2 separate regions of the Homo sapiens genome follow, and region 2 is linked to region 1. Evidence: chromatin contacts called from ENCODE Hi-C data. All regions are on one chromosome and are shown on one strand. Each heading gives the region's core, a stretch centred on a gene start or an enhancer-like site at or near the end of the contact. The rest is flanking DNA. Distances are from core to core; before and after follow the strand shown. Region 1 has its middle 19 kb from the start of MIR3606. Region 2 has its middle 94 kb from the start of WDR75.

Region 1 (3,220 bases), core at 183-2,682:
TATATGCATATGTATCTCTGTCTTCCTACATATACATATATATACACATACATATATGTATACACACACACACAAATATATATATATATATATATATATATATATATATATGTATAGAGAGAGAGAGACAGAACTCAAATCAATAGTATGAATTAATAAATTAGATACTTGGAGTTTTATTTTAGACCAAGAAAGATATCTGGAACACAATGTTCTGCCTCCTGTATTTGTAACTTAATGTATCACAGAGAGTAGTTCATTTCATTATATATAGCTCTAACTTATTGTGTGTTATTGATCCCAATACTCAGTTTAATGAACACACGAGTTAAAATTACTTGTTTGCCTATTTGTTTATTTATTTGCTACCAAGTATCTAAAGCCCTATCTCATTGCAGGGAAGTTACAGTTAGATGAGTCTTGGTTGAGGTTAGAGGCCATAGACAGTTGCTTTCCTAACCTGTCTTGAGTTAGGGTGTAGGCAAGTGGCCATGTGACCTGAGCTTGGCAAATCAGAGACACACACCTGAAGGTCTCAATCTGGGGATAATTGTATTCACTTCATATTACTGCTGTAGCAAGTTACCATAAATTTAGTGACTTAAAACCACACAGATTTCTTGTCTTACACTTCTGAACATCAAAAGTCTAAACTGAGTCTTACTGGACTCAAATGCAAGTGTCAAACAAGGTTGTCTTCCTTTCTAGAGACACTAGGGAGAAACTGTGTGTTCCCTTTTCCAGCTTCTAGAGGCTGCCCAGCTTCCTTGGTTCATGAGCCAGTTCCAACATCAAAGCCAGAAATATTTGGTCAAGTCTTTCTCACGTTGTCTCATTCTGACATTGGCTCTTCTGTCTTCCTATTTCACTTTTAAGGAACCAAATGATTGCACTGGGCCCAAATGGATACTCCAAGCTACTCTCCCCATTTCAAGGTCAGTTGGTAAGCAACCTTAATGCCTGCTGCAACCTTAATTGCTCCTTGCCTTGCCAAAAAATGTAATATATTTACTGGCTCTGGGGATTAGGGTATGAACATATTTGAGGGAGCATTATTCCACCTACCAACAATAGTGATGCAAAGAAGTAAAAAGAATTAAAAATCCAGTTTGGTGGTGATCACAGCTATAGTTGGGGCAGCAACCGCCAGATATCAAAAGAAGCATGGCCAACAGTGCCAGAAATGGCATCCAGTGTCTTGTGTTTATGATGGCTTTGCCAGGTTGCTTTTAGGGTATGATTTTGAAGATGGCTCTGAATGTCAGCATTCACTTCATTTTTTGTTGATTTTATGCACCTGGATTCTATAGCTTTCTCTGAATTCCTCTGAATTTCAGATAAAAATCCATAAATTACATTTTTACTTCAGTGAGCTAAAGTTGGTTTAGATTGTTTACAACTAAGCCTGACTAGGCCAGCAATTGGTAACAGCAGGGCTGGCAGGAAGCAGAAATGCAAGCAAATGGAAAGACTCTGAGATCAAATGTTTGTACTAGTTAGGGGTAAAAATAGAAAATCCAGCTTGTATCCGGGAATGAGAATTTGGAAGTCCATGGAAATAGGATTAATCATTTATGATTACATTGAGTGATTTGCACTTTAAAGACAAGGCTTAAGGAGATAAGTGGCCTCTACTACACAACAGTATGTTTGAATTTCATGAGAAATTGCAGGACTGCATGTGAATGTGGCTGCTGTGAATGGTGATGAACAGAAAGAGAATGACAAGTTCAAATCCCTAACTTCTTGATTTAAGACACAGAAGAAAATCTATGCCCTTTCCCTGACTATGCTAAAATAAAAGCATACTATCTTTCTGGAAAAAAAGAAAAAAAATTCATATTTTTGCCAAAGGTTTGAGATACTAAAAACCAAATACAAATCTTAATTCTGCAGATCACCAGACTTCAACATAAATCTAAATGGATTTTCCAATTCTCTATTTGATTCTCTATAATTGGGAAACAGCAAGACCCTGGAAATTTAAATGGGGTTTATGGAAGAATTCTCTTTAAACATTCCAGTTTCACATTAAGTTTCTTTAGACATCTGAAATGGGATCTGCATTCCTTGCCTGGTAATTGTTCCCCCATTCTGAAAATGCAAGCTGACTACAAGAAAAAGCCAATTCTCTTCAGACCTCATTCTCACCACTGCTTATTGTCTCCAGATTTGTAACTGAAGTCAGATCCCAGAATGCCTCAGGGGGTAGCAATTTAAAGGTCAATCTCAGGAGGAGGTTTACACATAAAAAGAATGGAAGGATTTAACTAATTTATATTGTTTAAAATCTGAGAAACGTGTGTAGGAGTGGATTTTGAGATACTAGACAAAAAAGAACAGTGAAATTTGGATAAAATGTATCAATATATGAATGTAACAAAGAGTTATAGGAACATTATAATTATTAACATGGTTGAACTGAACTCAGGCCTCAGAGGTTGCCCAAACTGAATGAATTTGAGACATTACAAACTTTCTGACAGGTGGAGAATGTAATTCAGAAACTTAAGAAGATAGAAATATTGGAATGAATTTATCATATGTGATACAACCATTCACCTTCTGAGTATATTCTCAAGGTGGACCAGTACGGTTTTGAGAAACACGTGGTGGCCTGCATGCCGGCACCTTTGAATAATCTCCTTGTGTGTCTGTAGTCTGAAGAAGGAAGTAGAAAAAAATCTAGCTGAAATAGGCTTCTTGATTCAATGGAGATGACAGGATCCGAGCTTGCAGAGGACAAAGGGCAACTCTAGACTGCCGGAAACAAAGTGAGAATGATATTGTACAAGATAGCAGGACTGTCATGGTAGAAAAAATAAAATGGCATAATTCAGAAGTAATGTTGTCGGTGGCTGATTGATAATGAGAATGATGAGATGTCTGGGACAGTCACATTTATGTCTTTTATAAACAATAATGACAAATATATTTAGTTCAGGTAAAAGAGACCTCAGATCAGCAACCACACAGGCCTCAAGACTTTCTTCAATTCCCAGACTATAAGATGGTTAATAAACCTAGTCTCCTTAAAGGAAGCATAAGTTCAGTGCTTTGGAGGAAATCTCCTGCAATAGAATCACAACTGATAAGCACTTACCATGGGCCAAGCATTGTTCTAGTCACTTTAAACTTATTAATTTGTGTATTACTCACTTGTGGCATCTCATCTATTTCCATAATGCTAGTCATCAATTAAATTAAAGATAATTCACAA
Region 2 (3,220 bases), core at 415-2,914, 330 kb after region 1:
GTAACAAGTTCTCCAACACTCTTTTCCAACTTAAGTTCATCAGCATAGTACATTAATATAATGATGATTAGTTTAAAAAATCCTGGATTAGTTATTTCATTTATGCTCATTTCTTGCCAAATGCTAGCAAATGCTTGCAATGGATACATCTAAAATCATGAGCAACTATAGGCCGCTTGAGGCAAAGTAAAGAAAATTGGATTGGGGTCCACCTCAGGTTTCCAACCACTCACATGTATGATGTTGACCAAGTCTCTTCATCTCTCCAGCTCTTAGTTTGCTTTCTGTTTAATGGAGTATGAGCTAAACAAGGATAGAAAATAGACAGCAAGTCATTTCAGTAATTGTAAAACCTAACTGGAACTCCAGGATAAGATCCTTTTGCAAGGAAAAATTACTATCAATGTTCATACCAATTTTTGCTTTGGTGACATTTGGAGCTATGTATACATTTCATAAGATATACTCCATATCAAGCCATCAAAATCGTCACATATATATGACATGCTAAAAGCCCAAATCAAAAAAGCATTTTTAAAATATAAATCAGAAACACAATGGAATTAATTTATTTGCTTTTACTATTTTTAACATTACATATAATTTAAAATATATATGACTATGTACAGATATATTAGACAAGTTTAGAAAACAGAAACCAAATTGTTTCCAACAGAGAGGATTTAATGGAAGAAACTGGTTTCACAGGTGTCAGAAGGTTGAATAAGTAAAGTCACATAAAGGTAACTCAGGAAGTAGCTACAATGCCTGAGGTTAGGGAAATAAATGGGAAAAGATGGGGATAACAGGAGGAGGAGCCACCAGACCTGGTGCTCTAAGGAAGAGGCTTGGGTTGGCTGCTGCTGGCTCTCTGAGGGAAATGTTCAGGCATTTCTGGAAGTGCCAACAGGAACTGGAGGCTGGAGCCACTTCCACAATGGAGGCCACCAACTAACGCTTAGGAGAACTGCCATTTTAGAGTTGAAGCCAGCAAGAATAAAACAAATTTTAAAACAGGAAGGAAGTCTTGTCTCCTCTTCCAATCCCCATTCCTCAATAACTTCAAGTCTCACTCCAATACTTTCAAAAAGCTGCCAAGGGAATCAGAGGTATGAAATCTGCAAAGTCACAGCCCTAGCATTACAAACTAGTGTCAAAAAAGGAGGACACGTTGCTGAGAGACAGCAGGCAAATTACTTGCACAACTTTGCTTTTTAAGAAAAGTAAAGGTTAATTGCATTGTAGTTAATAGCACAAAAATTAACATTGAAGAAAGTATCTTGCAAAACATGAGAATTATGGGGACGCTTACATGAACAAATAAGCACATATAAGCAGAAAAGAGAAAGTTGTCCCATGATTAGGAACAGAAAGCAGAAAGAGGGAGGTAAGAAAAAAATATGGACTTCATGGAAAAGATTTATGTTAAAAAAGGAAAAATGACACTAATGTTAAAATACAATAATCATAATATTAAAAGTTCTATATAATTAAATTAGGTTTCAGGTATGAGAAATTGACCATTATATTGGTGCCACAAGTCATCATGAAATGTCTAAAATCTATGATTACTGGGCTTCTAGGCTCATGGCATTTGCTTTGTCAACAAGTGCCCCAGAGTTAAGATAGACCAATAGTGACATCTGCTGCCATGGACTTATTTTTAAAAGGGCCAGTCTTGACATTTGCAAGTTAAGATTCCTGCCAAACCACTGGCCTTCTGCTGTGATGAGTCAGCATTTCTGGAACTCCTGTTTGTCATCTGTGCTATTAGAAGATTTTCTAAGGTGAACACAGAACATGGGAAAATGAGAGAATGTTTGAAAATGTAACTAAAACAAACAAAAACAGTAGGGACAGAGGGAGTAAGTGACGAGACAGAAACTTCACATTGTCTTTTCACATCCTGTTTTTCCTTTGGCTAAGTAAGTCCCAATTAATCTTGCAGTTGTTAGCAAGCATAAGCATGTTTTCAGTGAAAAGAAGGATTAATTTAACTGTTGCCAGCTTCAGTAGATTCCAACCCAAAATTTACAGCATAATATTTAGACCAGAAAAAAAAAATAAAAGTCCAACAACCAAAGGAGGGTATGTGGGAAATTTTTAGAGCAACCCTTGCTTAGGAAACCACTTCCTAGCTAAGTGTTTACCTTGATTATACCTCTTTCAACATCTGCTGACCCTCTGCTTCTTCCTTTTTCCTTTCTGAAAGGCAAGAGAACATAAGGTTTGAATCAAAAATATATTTTTGATATTTAAAAAAACATATTATCACCAGTGTAAAGTGGTCAGTGTGGCTCATTTATATGAACCCACAAATATTACCTCAAGAAAATCATGAGTTAATTTATTTGCTCTAGAAAAAAAATGGCAAATTATATGAATCTCTACCCCAGTTATGAAAGAAGATGAACAAAAGAGACAGATGTTTCAGCTGATGGAGAACTGAATTAAGAGTTCTGGCTAGTACACGTTCTAGTTATGAAATAAGATGAACAAAACAGACAGATGTTTCAGCTGATGGAGAACTGAAGTAAGAGTTATGACTTCTAGTACAAGGTTCTGACCATGCCTCAATGTGTCATCTTGAGGAAATTACATAACTTCTCTGAGCCTTAGTTTTCTCTTCTGTAAAATGAAAGGATGAGGCTATATGAGGGATGAAAAAATGGGATGCAACTCATTTCCCTTCTTGGGTTAACTGGCAATAGTTGCCTATGAGTTAATTGCTGTAACTCATAAGCTGCACCCAGACTCCATGGAAAAGAGTGCTGACTAATTGGCAGGGTCTGCTGTGGACAACATAAATGTGAGCAGCTGCATGCACATCACACAGATATCAATTCACAAACAAGACAATTTATTACTTTTTCTTTAGCTGTAGATTCTGTTACCAGCCATCATTTTTAGTGCCTACTGTATTTTAGCTGTGCAAGATGCTCTAAGAACATTATTTCTAATCTTCACAACATTTTAAAGACAAGAAAACCAAGCCTCAGAAAAATTAAATAATTTTTTCAAAGCTGTATAACATAGCTGGACCCAATTACTAACATAATCTCCCAACATTCTCCATTATAAATAAAAACTTCTCATATTTTGGATCACATCCCCTAGCCCTCTCAAAACACAAAAGCTATATTATAACATAATTGTGTCTTGTCAGATGATTCCTTAATACATCTGTATACCTACCTAAAGAAAGGATAAAGGTTCAGAC

What was found. A loop is a pair of places that touch in the nucleus more often than their neighbours do. Pooled maps may share reads with other maps.
Region 2: a loop to region 1 is called in a map of IMR-90, with 3 times the contacts of the local background. The contact joins two enhancer-like sites. A Hi-C loop is called at or near these places in 2 of 168 maps with a recorded cell type or tissue (IMR-90 and chondrocyte) and 3 of 50 pooled maps.

The regions. Positions count from the first base shown.
Region 1 is chr2:189,013,414-189,016,633 of GRCh38, forward strand. No RefSeq gene overlaps it. Among named protein-coding and RNA genes, the nearest start is that of MIR3606, 19 kb to the left of the region's middle. Within about 2 kb of position 1,433, at least 3 of the 41 ENCODE cell types and tissues checked have a DNase peak (open chromatin) inside an H3K27ac peak, as active enhancers do.
Region 2 is chr2:189,345,992-189,349,211 of GRCh38, forward strand. It overlaps a transcript of COL5A2 not described here. Among named protein-coding and RNA genes, the nearest start is that of WDR75, 94 kb to the right of the region's middle. Within about 2 kb of position 1,665, at least 6 of the 41 ENCODE cell types and tissues checked have a DNase peak (open chromatin) inside an H3K27ac peak, as active enhancers do.